Regions from separate parts of the Homo sapiens genome. Here region 2 is linked to region 1. Evidence: chromatin loops called from intact Hi-C (ENCODE). Cell type or tissue: heart left ventricle. All regions are shown on one strand. Links, peaks and the distances in the headings refer to the core of each region. The heading gives the core; the rest is flanking DNA. Region 1 overlaps NBEA (neurobeachin). Region 2 has its middle 16 kb from the start of LINC00445.

Region 1 (11,547 bases), core at 1,523-9,522:
AAGGAGGAAGGAGACTGGGCTTCTATGTAGATTATGATATTATCTGTAAATAACGGCAGCTTTATGTCTTCGTTTCAAATATATATTTACACAGTAAAGATAATACCATACATCTCTGAGAAAAGGAATTTTTGTTTAATAGATGGTATTGGAAAAACTCACTCACTTTATAAACAAAAATAAGACTGGACCCATATCTAATATCATATATGAATGAAAGTAGATGTAGATTAATTAAAGATCAAAATATGAAAAGTAAAACCATAAATATAAAGCTAAATGATACAAATATATTTATCTCTATAATTCAAGACAAAACCTCAAAGCATAAACATTTTTAAAACATGATTTGATGATCTCAAAATTAAGAAAATATATCCAACAAAGAACATGGATAAAGTTAATAGATATATGACATTTGGGAGAATGCATTTGCAGTGTTTCAAACCAACAAGGAACTCTTATCTAAAATATATAAATCAGGCCAGGTGCAGTTGCTCACATTTGTAATTCCAGCACTTTGGGAGGCCGAGGCAGGCGGATCACGTGAGCTCAGGAGTTTGAGACCAGCCTGGGCAACATGGCGAAACCCTGTCCCTGCAATACAAAAATACAAAAATTAGCCAGGCACGGTGGCGCATGTCTGTAGTCCCACCCAGCTACTCGGGAGGCTGAGATGGAAGGATCACTGGAGCCCAGGAGACGGAGGTTGTAGTGAGCTGAGATCGCAACACTGCACTCCACCCTGGGCCATAGAGTGAGATCCTGTCTAAAAAATAATAATAATAAAATTAAATATATAAATCAACAATATAAAGACAAGAACCTCCAGTGTTTAAATGGGTAAGGGATATGAACAGGAAATTTACAGAAGAGGAAACCCAAAAGACCAACAAGCATATTAAAAAGATGTCAAATCTGTTAGTAATTTGAGGAATACAAATTAAAACAATGAGATATTATTTTGTATCTCTTATACTGGCCAAAATTAGAAACCTGGATAATACTAACAGTTGATGGAGATAAGGACGTATAGAAACTGTCATGCATTGCTAGAGAGTGGGCACGGATGACTCACATTAAGTATGCACTCCCAGTTCTACTCCAGATTATAAATCCCAAAGAAATTCTCAGAAAGATCCAAAAGGGGCATTTATCACAGGCTTGTGTCATGGGGATTAGAGGTAGCCTGGTGTTTGTTACCAGGGGAGTTTTGTGCAGCCATGAGAAGCAATGGGCTAGTCACACAGTGACACAGGTAGATTTTTAAAATAATACTAAGTGAGAAAAGTAAGGAACAAAATGAAATTTTTAACCCTATATATTTTTATAGTTCAAAAGTATATCCACAAAAGAATGAGTAATATTTTATAAGGGCACATGCAAACAAAAGGAGAAACATTAAATACATTATAGTTATTGCCCATGGTGGTGGAAGGAAATGAAAATAGGAGATGGAGATAAAAGAGAAAAAACACATTTTAAAAGCTCAAATTATTGAAAAGTCATCATTCCCACTACCACTCATGATTCCATTAGGTATTTTATTCAATAATGGTTTTACTCTAATAGAGATAATAGTAAATTTCATCAAACCTTTCTTTAGTGGTATCTATAAGATATATTTGTAATGAATGCGCTTAGCTGATCATGTTGGTAAAATCTTCCTTTAAATTATTTATCTGATTCCATAACTAAATTGAATTCCTGTGAATAGACTTGAGCAGTAGTTACTCAATAATGAACCTCTATTTACTCATTTTTTAAATCCCTTCATTTATTGCATCAGACACTGAAAATATTACTAAATAATTAGACTGACATTTTTTCTTAATTGAATAGTTATAGAGAATTGACAAAATCATTTATACAAATTGACCAAACTAATATAGACATAATACAGAATTTTAACCATCTCTTCTTTCAGACTCATTTCCTGTGTTCTACTCTGAACTGTTATTTCAAGATCGATGAGATAGACAATATAGAAATTCTGTTTGCCTTTAGTATGGAAACTGTTCTTTCATAAAATGTCATTGTTTACATTGCTGAATGAGAAACATCCACACTAATTGGTGTAGATGAAATACAAAAAATTTTGAAAGGAATAAATCAGGAAAGGGATTGAAGGGAATAAATTACTAGTTAAATGTGATCACAGGAAAAGTTGAAAAGTATTATTTATAATATTTTATATACTTAAAAAATGAAAAGCAGTTTTTGGCAATCTTAATTCAAGAAATCATTTATTCATTAAGTGAATTCCAAATTGGTTTCAACACCATGGAAATCACAGAGAATGACTTTGTTCACATATTTAGTGACCGCCGTAATTTAGAAAATTGTCTTACATGGCTCTGCAATAGCTGAAATTTACAAAGCTAGATGTACAGCTCTTTTCCATGTTGTTGAAATCAGTGTCCTCTTTAAATCACTAGGAAGTTGATGATAAATGACTGCAGTAAGTGAGAGGCGTAGTGAGCCATGCACCATCACTACTTATTTCACGGACCTGAGCAAGACTCCCTACCTACCTGTCAAGACACCTCTAGGAAGCTTCTGATGGCTTCTTAGGAAATAAAAAGGCCTTTTTTTTTTCTTTTTTCTGTTTATGGAAACTTAGTATGGGCCTTGACTCTCAGTAATTTATATTTCTTTCCCATTAGCTAGCAAACATCCAAAATTGCCCAGTGATTCCCAAACTGTGTAATAGCTGAGTTAATTCATAGTGGAAGAAAGATATTCCCTTCTAGTCATCTCAGAGGTAAGCTGGAGGACTTCAGGCAGGAAAATAAATGTATATCAGAGTTTCTCATAAAATTGCTTAATTTCAAACTAATATTTAAAAATGAGAAATGAAACTGTAACATGGTATTAAAAAAGGTAATTTAAATTATTTTTCTTTTAAACATGAGTGTGTTTTAATAAGAAATTTATTTATGTTAAATCATATTATGTACCTAATGGAGCCAAGAGAAAGTTTAGCATTTTAGAAAGGGAAAATTTTCATTTAGGTCTCTGTACTTTCATTTAGGTGTCTGTAAAATACTACTGAGGTAGTATTTTTCCATTTCTAGGAACTGAAGATCTGATACATATAAATCAAGTACAGAAATTTAAAGAGCATATTCTCCTTTTTATATATATTTCAAAGTAAAAAAAAAATAAAAGGATATGAAGGTGTACTAAGTTTTGATGGTCTCTCATTTCTTTCTTGACTCATTTCAGGCCCTAGAAAGTGAATTTGTTTCTTGCCAACTTCATCAGTGGATCGACCTTATATTTGGCTATAAGCAGCGAGGACCAGAAGCAGTTCGTGCTCTGAATGTTTTTCACTACTTGACTTATGAAGGCTCTGTGAACCTGGATAGTATCACTGATCCTGTGCTCAGGGAGGTAGGTGTTAAATCCCATATTATTCCAAAAATTTCTGTCATCTCTCAAACACAAATTTGACATTTCATCTCTTTCTGTATAATTTTGTTTTCAACATAACTTCTTACAAAACAGATTTCAGGTTCTTGACATATGTGGAAAAATTGAAAAGTCCCAAAACAAGTAATGCAACCAGTATGTGGTTCCTTTTTAAATTTCAGACACTTTAAATATACTTCTATATCTGTATATTTGTTTTTCTTACTTCAAAATTTACATTAAAATATGTAATGCTTTACGTATTTTAGTAATAAGTGAAACCTAGCTGAATATTTAAATAGGAATATTCCACATTAACATAATCTGCCACTGTGGCTATTCTTAAAAATAACAGCACAAGTGCTAGGATTACAGGTTCAGTGGCTCTTGCCTGTAATTCCAGCACTTTGGGAGGCCAAGGTGAGTGAATGGCTTGAGCCCAGGAGTTCGAGACCAGCCTGGCCAATATGCTGAAACCCCATCTCTACAAAAAATACAAAAATTAGCAGGGTGTGGTGGCGCAGCTGTGTGGTCCCAGCTACTGTGGGGGCTGAGGTGAGAAGATCACTTGAACCCAGGAGGCAGAGGTTGCCATGAGCCAAGATTGCACCACTGCACTCCAGCCTGGGTGACAGAGCGAGACCCTATCTCAAAAAAATAATAAATATAAATAAAAGGAATATTTCTACCTTTTAGACAGAATACTCAAAAACATGCATGAATGAAATAGATGCAGTTATGCTATTTTATTCTTATGTGTTTTCAATCTGAAATGTTTATAGCTAACAGTTGGGAATTATGTGCTGTAGTATGTATATAGTATTTTTAGTGAAAATATTCATATAAAATATTACTTAAATCATTTCTACATTGCACAAAATGATTTCAGATAAGTGGAAAGAGTGAAGATGCAACAGCTGCTACATAAGTGTTGCTTCAAGGAAGTGATATCCCAGTCTTCCATTCTACCAGATATCTGCCATCTGTCGTATGCAAAACAAGTAATCATTTCTGCATCTCCAGCCAGTGGAATGCTTTTCTTATTTTTTATTTTAAAGGTGGAAAACTTGGAGATGGGCGCAATGAAGCTCTACAGAAAAATTTGCATTCATAAGTTTATTTCTTATATACCTCTATAAAATTAAAATGACTCCATTTGTATGGTTCAAGCAAAGAAGAGGAAAAGGAAGGGAAGAGCCTCATAATCATTGATCCTTGGACCCTTAGGGCAAAATATTCTGAGAACACGTTGCAAGCGTATTATTAGGGGCAATATTGTACCATATTGTGTGCACACAAGATAAAATTATTGCCTGAAGCCAAGAGAAAAACATAGAGACAGAATGAATGAATGAGAGAGAAGGCAGGTGTTATGAAATGGCTGGTGAAATAAGGAATTTTCTCTACAAATCATTACACTCACCCAACTGAGTATCCCCAGTTGTGTATAAATTGTAATCAGATTATTTGGTAGGAGATAATTCTGAGCTTAATTAGTCTCAACTGTACACCCTTGCTTATTACATGCCTGTTTTATTAAATACTTTATAAACTATTCTTTTAAGGCTAATACCTTTTAGAATCAGAAAAAAAGAAAACAGTTGTAATAGTTCATCCTTATATTCTAAGATCAACTGAATTGTCTTTTGACTTCTAAATGTCATAGGCATTTTTGCTTTTGGATATTTTGTTATACATTTTTACCCATTATAATAAAGTCCTGTTCTTATAAAGAAAGTTGCAAGTTAATCCTGTTGGGCAAAACAAATTAAATACATTAAACACAAAATAAAATAAATTAAATAAATTAAATACAAAATAAAATACATTAAGCATCTTATATGTGATGAAAGTGCAAGGCAGCATTAAAATTGACAGAAAAATAGCAGGTTTGTCCAATTTAAATGAGGGTTTAAAAAGAGATAACTGAAAGAATTTGAAAATGAAATTAAAATGGAAATTTTCTTTACATGGATACAGTGTTCATTATTTGAATCTTATCAAAATACCTGTTTCTACAAAATAACATCATTGCTTTGGACAGTGAAAGAATTGTGTATAAGGCTTTGTTAATGTAGAACTTCTTAATGAAACATTACATAGAAATGTAAAATTTAAAATGTAAAAATTAAAAATTAAAAATTGTCTTCTGTTGAATGGGAATGATTCAAGCATATGTTGGCATATTATATAGATGGTCTGAACAATATCTTGTATTACAGCTTCATGACCTTCTAGTGATGCAGACTCTCTGCTACTAGGGTGCCTCAGCTCAGGACTCTGTCTCCTTTCAGCATGCTCATTCGAAGCACATAATTGCCAGACACTCAGGTTTCATTAGAGAGACCCAGAGTCATACTGTGAAATGTTATGTTCTTTCTCCCCAGACCCCTTGCCCACTTCCTCAACCCTATAATTCTGTGTCAGTTCTTAGAACACGATACATGTGAAGGAGCGCATACCTGGAATACTCTTACTTCCCTTCCCCCAGCCCCCAGAGGCCTGAGCACACATCAGCAGAGAGGTTTACCATGACCCTGTGGACCTGTGTGGACTCAAGATTGCTTAGGAAGAGCCTCTATCTCCTTGTGACCACTAGGGGGCCATTTAGTACAGTGTAGACATAACAGATTAAATGATTTCAAGGAATGCTAGTTAATTTCCCCTTTCCCACTTCCCACCATTCCCCCCTCTAACATATTCCCATTGCTGTTAATGCCAGTTAGCCAAGTAGAAGCTAACAGATTCCCACAAAGACAGTTCTGCACTAACATTTAAGAATGTGAGGAATAGTGTCCTCCAAAGGACGAGAGCCCACCTGAATCCTGTGAGCTGGGTAAGTGAGGCCGAGTCATTCAATCTCACTTTACCTCAGTTGCTCTCTCTGTAAATACATCTATTGTTATAAGAAAGAACCCAGATAAAATGGAGTGAAGTACAGCATATTCATTATTTAGTGGTCATTTATGCACCCTTACCTATATACAACCCCTATGAGTAGACCATGTGGGAGGCACAATACCTTTTTTTAAAACATTCTTGTTGAGTTCCTGGAGGTCTTGTACTGCTGTGTTGCGACTTGAGAGAGTTGATTCCCACCTAAGTGGTTGGACACAGACTCTTGGAAAAAGCAGAGTTTAAGATATTAACCCTTTTATTGAGCTCAATACATTTATTTTATTTGATAATGTTTATCTTAGTATTTTTAAAATACAAAGATTGTACATTTCATATAGATAAAACCAAAGGAAGGCTAATTATGGCTACACTAAACTCCATCTAGCCTAAGATGGATTTTTTCATGCTTAAATTAAACACTAATTTAAAAAGAGAAATATTTAATATATGAATATCTATATATGTCTCCTTTGTAAAAAAAAAAAAAAAAAAAAAAATTCTACTACTTGCCTATAACTTTGAGTTTTGAAGTTAGTGCTAAAGTTTGAGAAATGGCTTAAGGTTATTGATTCATTCTTTCTTGACAGGTGAAATCATGAAGCAGCACTAACCACAGCAATTATGGCATTAAAATGTCAAGAAATTAGAGGTCAGAATAACAGATAATTTTCTTCTCTATGTCAGATTGAAAATTGACATTCTTTGACAGTTTAGGAACTCTGGCTGAGAAAATTATGACAGCTTAACTTATTTTATACTTGTAAAGCAGTAATTGATAATAAACTTTATCATGACAGCCTCTGGGCAGAAACATGACAGTACAGTTCTGGTACAAAGCTCTTCTTAATATGTAAACACTAGATCTGTTGGATAGTAGATATTATTTAAATTGTCTAAAGTCTTGGCTTACATCGTAATCTTCTATGCACTTTTTTTCATAGATGAGCTGTACTATTTGAGCAGTTTTTCAAGCATTATAAAGAATATTTTTTCTTATCGGTTTTTATATATTAATAAAAAGTATATGATCTGATTTATATTTTTACTTACTAAATGATGACCAAGAAACTTCATCCTATGACCTGCTTAGGAAAGAGAATATTCTGGTTGGTAATCATTTAGTCCCATGGTTTTCTAACACCTTGATGCTCAAATGTGGCCCATAACCCAGCAGAATCAGCATCACCTGGGAACTTGCTAGAACTTCAGCCTCTCAGCCTTCCCCAACCTACTAAATACATGTAATGAGATCCCTAGGCAACTTGTTTGAGACATTAACTTTTAAGAAGCACTGCTCTACTAAAGGTGTGTTAGAATCATTTGGAAAGCTTTTTTTTTTTCCCCTACAAAAGTACAGAGAATGGTATAATGAACCTCCATGTACCTATCACCCAATTTCAAAAATTTAAAACCATTTCATCAAAACCTCACCCCTCCCCTTGTATTTTTTTTCTTTCTTTCAGAGACAGTCTCACTCTGTCACCAAGGCTGAAGTGCAGCGGCTTACTGCACCCCACCTCCCAGGTTCAAGCAATTCTCCCACCTCAGCCTCCCAAGTAACTGAGATTATAGACACCCACAACCGCACCTGGCTAATTTTTGTATTTTTAGTAGAGACAGGGTTTCACCATGTTGGCCAGGATGGTCTTGAACTCCTGACCTCAGGTGATCTGCCTGCCTCAGCCTACAAAAGTGCTGGGATTACAGGCATGAGCCACTGTGCACGGCCCCCCTGTACTATTTTTAATACACATGTCATACCCATCTAACTCCCCATCCACTCTATCCTCCCCATCACATGGGCATCTCAGAATATCCAGGGAAAGGCTTCAATGAAGCAAGTCTTATTTTGAAAAAAAAAAAAAAAAATTATCTGGGAATTTCACACACATTCCCAATTAAAAACCATTAATCTAGCTAACACTCTCATTAAATAATTTTTTGTTTGTTTGTTTTGAGACAGAGTCTCGCTCTGTCGCCCAGGCTGAAGTGCAGTGGCGCAATCTGGGCTCACTGCAAGCTCTGCCTCCCGGGTTCACGCCATTCTCCTGCCTCAGCCTCCCAAGTAGCTGGGACTACAGGCGCCTGCTGCCACGCCCGGCTAATTTTTTGTATTTTTAGTAGAGATGGGGTTTCACCATGTTAGCCAGGATGGTCTCAATTTCCTGATCTTGTGATCCGCCCACCTCGGCCTTCCAAAGTGCTGGGATTACAGGCGTGAGCCACCGCGCCCGGCCTAAATAATTTTTTCAGCTGGGCGTGATAGCTCACGCCTGTAATCCCCACACTTTGGGAGACCGAGGCGGGTGGATCACTAGGTCAGGAGTTCAAGACCTGTCTGCCTCAGAGTATGATTATATTGTATGCCATAGGCAACAAAAATGGATAGAAAGATGGGAATGATATTATAAGTTGTATCACAGCTCAACCATTAGTATTTGAGTGACATTAAGTCAGTCACTTGAATTTTATGTACCTGTATTTTCTCACCTAAAAAATTGATGACAGAGATGATACCTAATTCATGGGAGAAAAATATGTGAAAATACTTAAACTATAAAGCACTACACAGGCATTATTACCTAAAGGCATAATTAAATGAAGTTATCTTAGAAGAACTTTTGTTTTAATAATTTCATTATATATGACACCAAAACTATCAATTTAATTTTAAAAAATCTGTTAGCAACAGAGAAAATAAGTTAATTTGTTTTTAATATTATTTAGTAAAAAGAAGCAGTTGTGGCTTTTAAATTTATTTTCAATACTGTCTCCAAAATTTTATAAAGATGGCCTAATTGCAGCCCACTTATTGCCTGTAACATTCTTTCTTGATCTAAATTAGTATTAGCATTTATATCCTTTATTATCCTTTATATTTTTAAAAGTTTTACATTAGGCCAGGCGCTGTGGCTCATGCCTGTAATCCCAGCACTTTGGAAAGCCGAGGCAGGCAGATCACGAGGTCAGGAGATTGAGACTATCCTGGCTAACACGGTGAAACCCCATCTCTACTAAAAATACAAAAAATAGCTGGGCGTGGTGGCGGGCACCTGTAGTCCCAGCTACTCGGGAGGCTGAGGCAGGAGAATGGTGTGAACCCGGGAGGCGCAGCTTGTAGTGAGCCAAGATCATACCACTGCACTCCAGCCTGGGCGACAGAGTGAGACTATCTGAAAAAAAAGTTTTACTTTAGTGTCATTAGTTTTGTATTCATATTATCAAATGAATTAGCAACACTATTACTGGCATTAAAGTTGTACTGGTTCAGCAAGAGAAAAAAATTGAGTCAGTATTTCAACAGAAGCTGTAAGCATATACCAGACAAGTTATTAACAAGATACTAAGTTCTGAACTTGTCATAATACTTGTCATCATTCTATAGTTGACGTTGCCAGACTGAAAATGATTTCAATGGCTTCTTTTTAACGGTGAGAGGTATGCACATAAGTCTATCATAAAAGGCTGTTTTGCTGGCAGCTATTAGAACATGTGAGCCATTGCAATATTTATTTATAGATATACACATTTATTTATGCTGGAAATATTAAAATATTAAGTAGTTTTTAATATTACCAACAGTCATAAAAATGTGGCATTTTTAGTCTAATTTTCTGTTAATATTTCTTGGCTTTCTTAGCTTATAGTTTCTTTTTCTATCTTTTTCTCAATCTGACAGGGATAACACTGCCTCCCTTTGGATCGGCTATGGTGAAAATATGCCCATAGGAAGTAGGCTAGATTACTTCAGTTTTTACTTTATTTTCTTGCTGAAATATTCCTTGCTACTACAGAGAATTGACATGATAGGGCTGTCAAGAACCAGAAGATAGATGTGTCTTTAACCAAAACAGCTGCAATGCTGGCTTTTCTGAGAAGATGAATTCATAAAATTTATAAGACAAAAAATTAACACACTTTTTCATCCTGATGATGTAAATGAAGGGTAATTTAAGGGCCCATAATGACAACATTGAGGACCTCTACAATCATTGTCTTCCTTGAATTCTTTCTATTATTCTTTATTCTTTCTATGAATCCTTTATTCCTCAGCCTTTCCTCCCCCCATTTCTGATTCTCTTTGATATGACAAGGAATATCAACACCACCTGCCCGATCTGCGTGAATGAGTTGTAGCACAAGGTTATCCATTTACAACTGCCATGATGCCTAATTGTCTTCATATGGGGGATATCCAGGGTTCTTCTCCTGGGCAGTTATTCTGAGAAGTGATTGCAACAAATGATCACAAAGTGGGTGATTAAGATTTCTTAAAACCATCTTAATTTCCCCCTATAATTACTGCATGTTTTACTGGGATGAAAATTTTAACAGATTCAAAAGCCAAATTAAAATGGAAAGAAAACCCCTACATTTTAATTAGTGGAGTGAAAATACGTATTTGGTGTTCTTTAAAGCTAAAGGATCATTTTGGGAACATGAAAAATACCATGATTCCTAAAACTAATAAGGATATAGGTTCAAATATATTTGTTATGTGTTTCTCACTGCAAAGGTTTTCATTGAGAGCCATAAGGCTTGCATTGCAAAGGTTTGATGAATAAGGTTTTAATATAGAAATTAGTATCAAGGAAATTAATGACACACATTTAATTTTGATTAGTGAATAAATCTTTAATTTAGGTCTATCTTACCTGCTCATAATTACTGCAGTACTTCACTAGGCCATGGTCATCAATCGTCCACTAGAAAAGCATAAATAATGCAGCTAGTCAAAGTTGGATGTATGTCATTTATGTGACTTGTGCTTCTTTCTTCGCTTTGTGTTATTTTTATTGTGTGGTGTTGAGAAGTGCTAATTATTGATTTTCAGAAATTAACAGCAAGTACTTTCACAAGCATCTAAAGCCATATTTTACTCAAGGGAAGAAGGGTGAAAATTGCAGCCTGCTGTTTATAATAGAAATAGCTGGAAGGGATTTCCTTATCTTCTATTAACATAGATTTCACTTCTATAACACAGTTGTTACCTCAGCATAAATTAACAATTATTCAAAACATATTGCATACTTCAATTTGTTGAAATAGATATTACTCAATCTAAGTACCTAGACATTTCAGTTAGATATTTAGAACTCATTTTTAAACATTTTAAACATATTGATAATGAGCCTATTTAAAGCCATTTGAAGTCTCAGTACAGTATATCTAAATTACTGTTGCCCATTTATGTCAAAATCAAGAATATTTTGTTCTGCTGAATACGTCCAATAA
Region 2 (11,547 bases), core at 2,396-10,395, 84 kb after region 1:
ATAAGGGGCTCTTGCCCACCTTTTGCTCAGCACTTCTCCTTGCTGCTGCCATGTGAAGAAAGGCATGTTTGCTTCCCCTTCCACCATGATTTTAAGTTTCCTGAGGTCTCCCCAACCATGCTGAACTGTGAGTCAATTAAACCTCTTTCCTTTATAAATTACCCAGCCTCAGGTATGTCTTTTTTTAGTAGCGTAAGAATGGACTAATACAGGTATAAAGCCCCAACCACCTCCCTCAATGTGAGATGACTCTGAAGGGTTGCCCCAGCTCAGGAGCCCCTGCGTGGGGTTGGCTGAGGCCTTTGTTGCAACTTCGTCACAGTTCAACTTCTCTCTGCTTGGTTCAGCTGCCTTCCCTCCCCGACAGGTGTTGACCCTTAGAGCATTCCCCAGTAAACTTCCTGTATGCAAGCTGCATCTTGGAGTCTGATTCTTTCTACAGTTCTTAGACTTAGTGCATAAAAATGCAAGGTGCCCAGTTAAATTTGAATTTCAGATAAACAATGAATAACTTTGTGGTATGAGTATGCTCCAAATACTACACAAGACAGTATACTAAAAATTATGTCCTGTTTTTGGGAAATTTAAATTTAACTGGGCATCTCACATTTTATCTGGCAACCCTACTTCTTAGGGAGCCCAAGCTGGGTCATGAAATGATCCTTCATGGCCCTCATAGTCTGTGGAAGAGGAGCCCTGTGGTTTCTATGGCAGTGAAAGAGCACAAAGGTTATCAGAGGCACGAGCACCAGGGACACTTCAAGATCAATGGAACATCCCATCTGGAGAATGGGTTGAGGACCAGTATTACTGATGGGGCTGAATTATTCTCAGTGGTGGAGGTGAAACTGAAGAGCTCTCCAAGGAGAAAGCTCCCACACTGCCCATGTGAAGGCAACCACCTCTGGTGAGGCTGCCAGGAGAGCAGAGCATGAGCACCGAGGGGCCAAATCATGGCCCCACCATGACAGTCATGAGGGTAGACTGCCTGCTTCCTGCCCAGGAGTTGGGGAGCCCACTCTTACTGAAGAGGGGACTCAAAGCCAAATCGCACCCACTCCTTTGCTCAAAGCAGTTATAGCCCTTTTCAGTGGTAAGGACTGAGCTTTCAGTGCTGAAATAAATCTGTTTTAGTAACCAAGAATGATGAATAATTATACAGTCAAGTCAAAATGGTGTGATGAAGGGACCTTAGTTGGCCTTTAGTAAGAAAAATGTTTCAACATGGCATTATAAAGGGACGGTTATTGGAAGGAATAAAACCACTTTATGCTTATGTCCAATGAGTTATGCTCTCAATAAATAAGTTACTATTGTTATTATCATGTCAAAGGGCTTTTAGGCCTGAGAAACTAAGTTTTCTAATATCCTAAGCAAATATGCCTGCTAGTAACGCTTACCAGAGATAAAGGAGAAAAGATCATAACTTGGAAAAGACCTCGGTCCTTACTCCTTGGCCAGGCCACCCCCTCTTCCTGCCCTCTCAGCCTGTTCCCACTGCACTAGCACTGGGAGTCGGGGAGGGGAGTGGCTTTTGGACCAAAAATGTACTCAGGTCTTCCTAAAGAGCTTGCCTCACCCTGTTACTTCTTCAAATTCTTCTCACCCACAGCCAGCTCTGCAAGCCACTGCCAGCGTGGCTCTCTTGGGGACATTGGTGACCTGGTTGGTTCATGCCCTTTGTACTGGTTCGACTCTTCCTTGACCACTTGGCAGTGCCTGAAGCAGCTGCCTGCCCACTTCTTCTGAAGCTCCTCCTGCCTCTCCCAATACCCACTTTCTCTGTTGATTATCTACCTCCTCTTTCCACCTTGGGTAAGGTACTTATTCCCCAGAATGCCATTCTCAGTTTCCTTTCATTATTTGTGTTTTTCTGTGTGATACTTTATTTTTAATACACTTTTTGCATATCAGCTTTATTTCAATGTAACTTACCTACCATAAAATTCATTTTTTTAAAGTGTTTGATTCAGCAGCTTTTAATAAAGTCACACAGCTGTGCAACTACTGTGGCTGTGGGTGTGAGTGACTGGGTTTGCTGGAGCCAGGGTGGGTGCAGGAAGTGAAGGGGGCATCCCAGGTCACCTGAGGGGGCAGCCCCGCCTCCATGACCTTGGCTGAGATCGGCCAAAATAGTGTGCAGTGTATGTGAAGACAGATTCTGCCCTCAGCCCTCAGGTGGCATCATAGCGCTTGTGTGCAAGTAACACTTACTTTACTTAACAATGGTCCCAGAGCTCAAGAATACTGTGCCTAATTTATAAATTCAACTTTATCGTAAATATGTATGTATAGGAAAAAAACATAGTAATACAGGATTAGGTACTATCCATGGTTCCAGGCTTCACTGGGTGTCTTGAAATGTATCCCCTCTGGATAAAAGGGGACTACTATATGTTTTACTTCTCTTTTGAGGTTTTTTTTTTTTTTTTTTTTTTTTGAGACAGGGTCTTGCTCTGTCATCCAGTCTGGAGTGCAGTGGTGCAATCTCAGCTCACTGCAACCTCCACCTCCCAGATTCAATCGACTCTCCTGCCACAGCCTCCTGAGTAGGTGGGACCACAGGTGCGCCCTACCATGCCCAGCTAATTTTTGTATGTTTAGTAGAGACAGGGTTTCACCATGTTACCCAAGCTGGTCTCAAACTCCTGCCCTCAAATGATCTGTCTGCCTTGGCCTCCCAGAGTGCTGGGATTACAGGCCTGAGCCCCTATACCCAGCCTGTTTTGAATTTTGAATCTGTGGGTGGTGATGAGCTAGCTGAAATTCAAGAGTTCCAGTCTAATGAGAGAAGAGAACAGATGCGTAGGACAACTAGCAGACTCTACTACCATAGTAATTCAAAGGCAAAACTCTGTCTCTTGCTGTACCAGTCAGGGTCCAGTCAGGCAAACAGAATCAGTAGGACACATACTCTCAAACCCACGCATCCCTAGGAATTGATCGTGAGGAACTGTCTGGCTAAGAACATCAGAAATCTTTAGGGCAGGCTTCAAGAAGGCAAGATCAGAAGCAGGCAGGGCTCCACAGACACAAGCAGAAGCTCATGTCTGGAGAAGGCTGAAGCTGCCTTTAAAGGCTTTGCAAGTTATGCCCATCCAGGGTAGTGTCCATAACTTAACACCAGCTGATCAGGGGCTTCAAGCACACCTGTGAAGTTCCTTCACAGCAGCATCTGTATGAGTGTTTGAGTAACCAGGAAGAAGGGTGTGTGTACTACACGGGGCTACTGCTTCTTTTCCGTCCTCACAGTCTCCTAAAAGTATGTCTTTTATGGCCCACCCTGTCTGAAAACATACAGGAGAGGGAATTCTAAGAAATGCAGTTCAGTACAGTAGTGTGTCACAAAGCCATCACACCTGTGGTCCCAAATCGAGAAGTCCCATAAAAGTCCCTAGTTGGCCCAACTCAAGTCATATGACCAGCCCAAGTTCAACCACCGTTGCCAGGGGAAGGGGTAGAAAAATTGGGCTGAATCATGTGACCGTCTTGTGACTAGAAGGGGGAGGATACCATGATGAGTGGTCCCATAGCAGCACCTGATTGGGATGGGGAAGGAGGAGAACCCCAAAAGAATTGGGGATACTGAAAACCTAACACAACCTATATCATCATCTTGGATGCCCCATAGGACTGAGCACCATGCTTAGGGCTTAGAAGGCCTTCAGAAAGCACAGCTGGCAACTGAGGTAAGAACTCAAGTAAGACCTATGGATTATATTAGCTCGACCATTTGTCCACTCACTGACATTGGCTGGACCCGGCCAAGACCCCAAGAGAAGAGCAGTCCTGGAGGTTCCCACTGACACTTTAGTTCCTGCACATCAGGAATGGCTTCTCAGCAGCCAGTACCTTTTCCAATGTTCAGAAACAGTTGTTACTTGCCAAGACACGTTACATATCTCCACCACAGACTGCTGCTCGTTCACACTCAGTTTCCTCTGGAAATCTCTGGCAAACACCATCTGGCTGCAGCGGGGGACTGAGCCCTGGTCTTTTGTTGCTCCACGGCCTCCTACTCAGGGGATTTCACCCCTCCTCATGGCCCCCAAGGAGAAGGCCCTCCAGGTCTGTGGGCCCCATTTCGCAAAGGTGGCCAGTGTGTGCCCCGAGTTCCAGTGGCATCATCCCCTTGGTGAATCTGGGTCGGGGAAATGGTGCTTAACTGTTAACCCATCAAGGTTTCATGATCCTTTTCATCTGTGCAGTTCCAGCAGGGAGAGGAGCTGTCACTGTGTATTAGCCTGGTCTCATCCTCCACGATGTTGTCAACTCCCTGGCAGGAGAAGCGATGTTGCATCCTGCCTGTACGTTTCCTCCATGCCTAGGACGGTAGTTTGATTTTAAAGGGCGCCAGGTAAATGTTTGCTGATGAATATTAAACGAAGGAGGAGATGATTTTCCAGCCATCATGGGAGGAGGTCAGGAGGGGCTGGACTCCACTTCCCTTCAATCAGAGTCAATAACTGACCTAAAGTTCTAGCCTGCAATGCGCGGTACTCATGCAAGGTGGGTTGGTGGTGCTAGTGGCATGACTTCTCCCGTTGGATGTTCTTTGCAAGCCCCCTGTCCTTTTCTTTTGATGTACTTACTGGAGGAGTTTGTAATTACTTATAACACAGGCCTTTCATTCTACCTCTCTCTCCTCCTGAACTATAAATTCTGTAGGAATCGGGACAGGGCCTCCTCACCTGGCCCACAGCAGGCACTCAGTAAAGAAGTGATGAATGAATGAACACATTCTTCATGTCATCTGGTGAGCATATTTAATTAAAAATATCAGTGCTTTCTAGGAAGACAAATGAGCTCTGCCACAATCTTTTTCATTTGAAATTCTAGTGCTGATTCTGACTTTAAACTGGTGGTGTTTATTGAGTACTTGCTATGTGCCAGGCATTGTTCTACACTTTTCACTTGTATACTTAAAAAAAAAAAAATCCTCCTGGCTGCATTTGGAGTACACAGTAAAGAACAAAACACCCTCACAGCATCCCTGCTGGAATGCTCACTTTACAGCTGAGGAAACAGAAGCGCAATGAGCTCAAGTACTTGCCCGAGGCCATGCCGCTGGTAAGAGGTGGAAACACCTAAGAATGAAACTGATCTGCCCCTTCCTTTGTGTCTAGACCAACGATGCAATAAAGTAAGTCTACCAACTCACAGCAAGGCCATGGGTAGAGGTCTTGAAAGGCACCATGGAGCCCAGAGCTGAGCTGACTCTTCAAACTCATCACTCTGATATTTCACTTCCTGTATGAACCACCCAGCAACATTCCTAAACTCCCCCTTTCTTAAAAAAAAAAAAGTTCTACATATACTTGCCAAATGACCCAGCAATCCCACTAATGGGTGTTTACCCCCAAATAAATGAAAACATATGTCCTCACAAAGTTCACAGCAGCTTTATTCTTAACAGCTAAAAACTGGAAACAATCTAAACATCCATCTACTGGTGAAAGGATATTCAAATTGCAGCACGCCCATATAAGGAAATACGACTCAACAGCAAAAAGAAATCAGCTGCTGATACGTGCAGCAATGTGGATGAGCCTCAAAGGCGTCCCCTGTGTGAAACAAGCCAGACACAAGAGACTCTATAAGTATGTGCTTCCATTTATATGATATTCTGGGAAAGGTAAACTACAGGGCCAGAAAACAGATCGACGGTTGCCAGGGGCTGGAGGTTGCAGGGTGGAAGGTTCGTTGCAAAGGGTCACAGGAAGCTTTTTTTCTTCCTTGGGACAGGATCTTGTTATGTTTCCCAGGCTGGTCTTGAACTCCTGGCCTCAAGCGATCCTCTCCCTTCGGCCTCCCAAAATGATAGGATTACGGGCATGAGCCATGGCTCCTGGTCAAGGAAACTTTTTTACGGGGTGGAGAGAAGGGGCTGAAAATTTGATTGCAGTGGTGGCACTATATTTGTTGCCAAATTGTACACTAAAAAGGATGAATTTTATTATATGTAAGTTAGACATCAGTAAACCTGATTCTTGTTAAAAGTAATTTTTAAAATCTTTTATTCCAATGTATAAAATTGGTTCTTCTATTCCTTTCCTTATAAATCCAAGCAATAGTTTCATTCTTTAAAAATGCATAATGTGAAAATAGCATTAGGAAAGCTGCCTTGAAATATGGATACTAAATGCATCCCACTGGGCAACTTCAGCAAACCGCTGGGTCTTCCACCACAGTTAAAATAGCTCCTGCTGTCCCCGGGGCAGGAGTGGCTTAAGAAAGCATTTAATCCAGGAGTGCGTGTCTGGAGCTTTGTGTTAATCAGATTCCATATGACTGAATGACCTTTGTTTTCCCTCTGGTGGAATCGTGAACATTTGGGAAAACCGGTTTGCTTTTAGTGAGTGTTGCAGGGTGCAAATGAAACTGTATTCAACCTAGGATTCGACTGGGAGAAAAACAGGAGAAAGGCCACAGGATTGGTGCAAGGACAGCAGGTCAGTGTCAGGGGCTAGGTGACTGGGGAGAAAGCTTGCTGTCCCCTCTGAGTGTCCTCCCCCAAACCTCAGCGTCCCCCCTTGGGAACCCATACCATGGCCCCGGGCAACAGAGGCAGCAACACAAATAAATAGAAGAACTGTTTCATTAAAACCTCCTCCAGACAAGGCCAGCTCTGGATGCAGTCTTCTGTGACCTCTGGGCGAGAGGAGGTGGTGTGTTAAAGACAGGATTACCCCTGAGGCCAGTCTCTGCAGCGGGACAGGGACAGGGCAGCCAAAGGTCAGCCAGGGCAGCTTCCAGCTGGAGGGGGATGGCAGGCCTCAGCAGCACCAGCAGCTTCCCAGGGAGAGGAAGCAGCTGCAGCTGGCGCAGGCAGGAGCCTGGTGCGTACCCGGAGGTAGCAAGCTCACTCAAACCCCTGGGCCATATGATGAGCTGGGGGGAAGCTGAGGCAGCCTGGGATTCCTGCAAAGTGGGTAGGTCCAGAGTCACACAAAAAACTGCTTTCTTACTGTGATATGTATCCCTCCAGCTGGTGTGTGGCTGGGGATGGCACAGACCACAGGCACAACTTTTAAGCAACTGGATTCTGTGCTGCAAAACATGTGCAGCCACGTGACACCTCCCATCCTCCAAAATTCCTACCTGCATTACATACAAATCTCTTTAAAGATTTCTGTGTATGTCTTTCTGCCTCGGCATGCATTTCCCGGGAGCTCTGGTGCATAGCAACTGAATTAGCATCCAGGCCTGCTTAATTAATAAAATGAACCCTGCGTACATCTGCAATCCTTCCAAACAATTTCAGCATTTCTCTCATTTCTACATGGAATTCAGCCTGTTAGCACAAAAAACCATGGTGCACCAAATGCTTGTTTTATCCTTTGAGAGAAAAATTCTTTAAAATACAGGTTGTTTCGGCTGAGACCTTTCAGGAGTTTCTTCTTCTGAACTGTGCTCACTCTGCCTGGTATCTGGGAAACCCCAGGCCTAGCACAAAATAGAGGCCTAATATTTGCTGAATAAACTGTGACCTTGGGTCTGTTGCTTAATCTCTCCCCGAGCCTTAATTTTGCCATCTTTAAATAAAGAGAATAATACCACTCCTGTAGGACTGAAGTGAAGATAGACACAATATATGTAAAACATGCAATACATTGTAACTGTGAAGACATTTAGCACTTTACATGTCAAAAACCACTGAAAAGGAATAGAGACCTGCCTGTTCATCCCAGACCTGCCACCAAATTGTTGGTTGACCTTCAGAACATCCCCAATCTTTCTATCTTGTTGTAGAGACACTGACACCGGTGACTTCAGGATTTTTCTCTAACATTACATGAGATTATCCAGGTTGAAAAGTAGGAATTGTTATTCAATTTCTATAGCTCTGGGATCAGTGTGCTTCCTCCATAGTTAAACTTTTCTTGCTCTGGGAACTGACCCTTTTTAGCTATCAAATTGATCCATGTTTTTGTAAGAGCTCACCTTGGTCCATCTATACATTTCATCTCCACCTGAGTCCAGCGCCAGCACGCCAAGCCCTGCCGGGGTCTCACAGCCCCCCTGAGAAACACAAACATGCCCATGTTCATAAATAAACACTGTTGTCCTTCTTGTTTTTTTTTTTTTCCTAGGAATTGCTACACACGAGTTCCCTTTTCTGCACCTCAGTCTGTGGAGGCAGGGCTGTATTTATTTATTTATTTTGCTCGTCCATTCTCCTTGAAGGCTATTTCCCTCTCGTCATCTTTTGGAGCTGTCACCCTTTGTAGATCATTCTTATTAAGCATTAACTTGGTGAATGGATGAGCATCACTTGGGAACAGCTCTGGGATATTACAAAACATAAAGCAGTCAGTGCAAACATCTGCAAAATTTGGCAATCCACTGTGGTTTCAATGAGCTAGGGGCCAAGTCCTTGACAGGCCTTGAGGTCCTTAGAGAACACTGCACAGGAAAGATTTATTTGCGGAAAGGGTGAGAAATGTCACTTTGCACTTCAGGTATGAGGTGGAGGTGGTCAGCGTTTGCAAGCATGAGTCACTGTCTAATCTTAGCCTTCATGGGTGTTGGCTAAGCTGCCCTCACCCCATTCCAACAAGTCCTTGTAATGGCTTTGAAAGAAGCTTAAAATCCAGGATCACTTCTGGAAGGAGATTTGAGGAGCAGGTGCCATCTCTGGGCCGGGCTCCCTAAATCTCTGGGTTCCAGAGCTTGTCCTCCCACCACCTGGGTGCTAACAGGAGCTTGCATCCCACTCTGCACAATCGAGTGTCTCTGAGGCCAACCAACGCTCTGGGCCCCAGCTTCGGCACCCCTTCTGAGGCGACTGGCCAGCTTGGGCTGTCGAAGGTGGGAGGCCCTGACGTACACCACCAGCCCGCTTCCCCAGCCAGCAGCCACCGAGGCCTCCTGTGCCCACTGACGAGCAGTGACATTTCAGCGAGTGAGCCGGCTGAGCCTCCTCCTGGAGTCCCCAGCAGTGCCACGGACACTCGCCTGTTTACAGAGCATGACTTTGCTTCTTGCTGCCTCACATCCTCGTTCAGCGCAGGGAGAGCAAGCAGGCCCCTTTCCCAGCAATTCCTGGATTCTCCACAGAAACTCCACAGTGATGCTGCTTGGGTTTCATGAAGGGGATGCTGGTATTTGGACCTTTCTTCTTTCCCTGGGCTTTTAAGGCAATGTCTCATGCTTCTAAGATCATTTTCCTCTGAAGGTTGGACCTTGAGATATTGGATCCCCATTTATGATCATGGATAAAACATTCCCTCCAGTTTCGGAGTATGTACTTCAGAGCTGAGGAATGTTTTCTGTACTTTATAAAATCCCATATGCGTTGAATAGCTAATATTTAGCCATCACTACAGGGCCACATGGTGACTTTCCCGGGATCTAGGCAATTTTGCTTTCATGGGCTCCTTCCTCTGTTCATTAAATAAATACATATTTGTATTTGTAAGGGGTGCCAGTGCAATTTTTTTACATGGATATATTGCCATAGTAGTGAAGTCTGGACTCGGTACATCTATCACATCAGTACATTGTACCCATTCAATAGATATTGTTTTTATGACTGTGTTGATATAAGACAAATATAATTCATGGTGGGTTTATTATTATTATTGTATTATATTCATCATTTTCTTCTGATTTTAATGGAAAATAAAAAACACTTTTTGTTTTGTTTTTGTTTCTTTTGAGACGGAGTCTTGCTCTGTCGCACAGGCTGGAGTGCAGTGGTGCAATCTCGGCTCACTGCAAGCTCTGCCTCCTGGGTTGAAGAGATTCTCCTGCTTCAGCCTCCCGAGTAGCTGGGACTACAGGCATGTGCCACCACACCTGGTTAATTTTTGTATGTAAAATAGAAAACACTTTTGGGGGCCCTAAAATTGTCGTGGGTCCTGGGCACTTTTTCCACTGAGTCTGTGGGGTGAGTCAGCCCCTCGTAGAGGCTGCCCGTATTCTTGGATTTGGTCTTGCAGCCTCACCAGGAGCCCAGAGGTTCTCAGTACCTGCACTGCAGCACCAAGCTGGTTGCAGTTTTCTATTCCAATTAGCAATGTCCCATGGCTTGGGTTCGTGTCTGGTTTATCTTTGAATCCCATCCTCACTTCTATACCTTCTGTAGATATTCAACAAAAGTTTATGGAATTAAACTGAAGTTCTAAGATAAAATTTCACAGCCACATCCCAGGAAGGTTTGGGGAGTCAGCTAATGACACTAACTAGGGACCACACGCACACAGTGCCGTGAGATCATCCAGAAGACAAATGATGGTGCTGGTTCCTTCACAACCACGTGGTGGAGACACACCAGGGGAAAAGCCTTCTGCTTAGGCCACGGATCTGGAGCCATCAGCCTTTCCTTGACCCCCAACTGCAAGTTCCTCCATCTTTGTTTTTCGTTTTTTGCTTGTGAATTAAGGTGATAATAATAACAGCAACCTTGTTAAAAAGAGGATGGATGTGAAGATATTAGGACACCACATGGGACACAGGGAATATTCAAGATGTTCGTTCACTATTTTCAGTAGTATAATCTTGTCCTGTATCCGTGTTGAATTATCACCTACATCTTAATGGCTATATTTCCAGAAATTTCTGCAATCAGCTAATATAGTGTGTGTTCAAAATCGAACTCCTTTTCTTATATTGAAACACATAAGGTGTGTCCTTTTCGCCCATGCTGTAAGCTGTTTGAGGACTGAGGCTTTGCCTCTTGTTTTTGTTCTCTCAGAGCCTAGTAAATTCCATTTATGGGGGCAGGTGTGACACAGATACACCGTGAGGCTCCCAAGGGACTGTAGCCTGAAGGATGTTACGTGGTGGATTTAACCACAGAAGTGAAGTGGTGTTTGGGCTTGTGGCTGATGGGTTTAGCTCAAAATTCTATGGATAGAGGCTTTCCCACCAAGCTATAGCATATCTACCCCTTTGCTGCCTCAGGGACTTGCCGTAAAGAGAGACAGGCGCAGGCTGGGGCAGCGGATGTAAATCTGGAAGCATACTTTCTGCAGCACCTATTGGAGCCACACACAAACTGTTCTATGAGCAAACTTGGAACTTCTGCAGAAATAAAAACTATGGACATCTTGATATGGTAGAATAACATTTTTGAGATTTTATTGGAAATAGTATTAACCGGTTTTGAAAATCTCTCCTGGTAAATCTTCCTTCTTTTCTCTCACCTGCTCTGCTTTGCCTCAGGGTGAGACAGCGCAGTTGTGAAAATCTAGAAGGCAGAGGGGAGCTGCCTCTACCTTGGCTTCCCGAAGCCTCGACCCACTAAGCTATCGTCAGGTGCCTCCAAGGCAAACCAGAAAGTACAGGAAGTTTCTCTCAGGGAAAAACCTCAAGAATGGAAAAGAACTTCCTCCACTGGTGTCTAGAAAAAACATGCTCCTCAAGACTGGGAATTAAATCCCAGGGAAGCTGGCTGAGGGGGATCCTGAACATTTTCCTGGACAGAGTCCTGAGAAGTCAAGACCCCAGAGAGGGTTTGCAGGTGGTGCTGAGCCTCATGGGAGCAGCAGAAAGAACGTCACCTCTGCATCTCAGCGCAGGGCAAAGAGAGCCTCATGCCTG

Evidence for each region. Hi-C counts contacts between places; a loop is a spot of excess contacts. Peaks named below come from ENCODE experiments on the same cell type or tissue, not always from the same donor. Only the 100,000 strongest peaks of a DNase experiment are listed, where the experiment ranks them.
Region 2: it touches region 1 in a loop (2.0-fold over the local background); 34 of 110 quality-filtered maps call a loop at or near these places.

Annotation. Positions count from the first base shown.
Region 1 is chr13:35,624,853-35,636,399 of GRCh38, forward strand. It overlaps NBEA (neurobeachin), which reads left to right. Exons shown (of 59, transcript NM_001385012.1): 49 at 3,229-3,396. Among named protein-coding and RNA genes, the nearest start is that of LINC00445, 67 kb to the right of the region's middle. RefSeq lists a silencer at 5,962-6,011. In heart left ventricle, for the core only: CTCF peaks have their summits at 5,997 (motif pointing right) and 6,201; no DNase peak of the experiment used is centred there.
Region 2 is chr13:35,708,024-35,719,570 of GRCh38, forward strand. No RefSeq gene overlaps it. Among named protein-coding and RNA genes, the nearest start is that of LINC00445, 16 kb to the left of the region's middle. RefSeq lists an enhancer at 4,778-5,493. In heart left ventricle, for the core only: no CTCF peak of the experiment used is centred there; DNase peaks (open chromatin) are centred at 6,738 and 8,873; H3K27ac peaks cover 443 bases.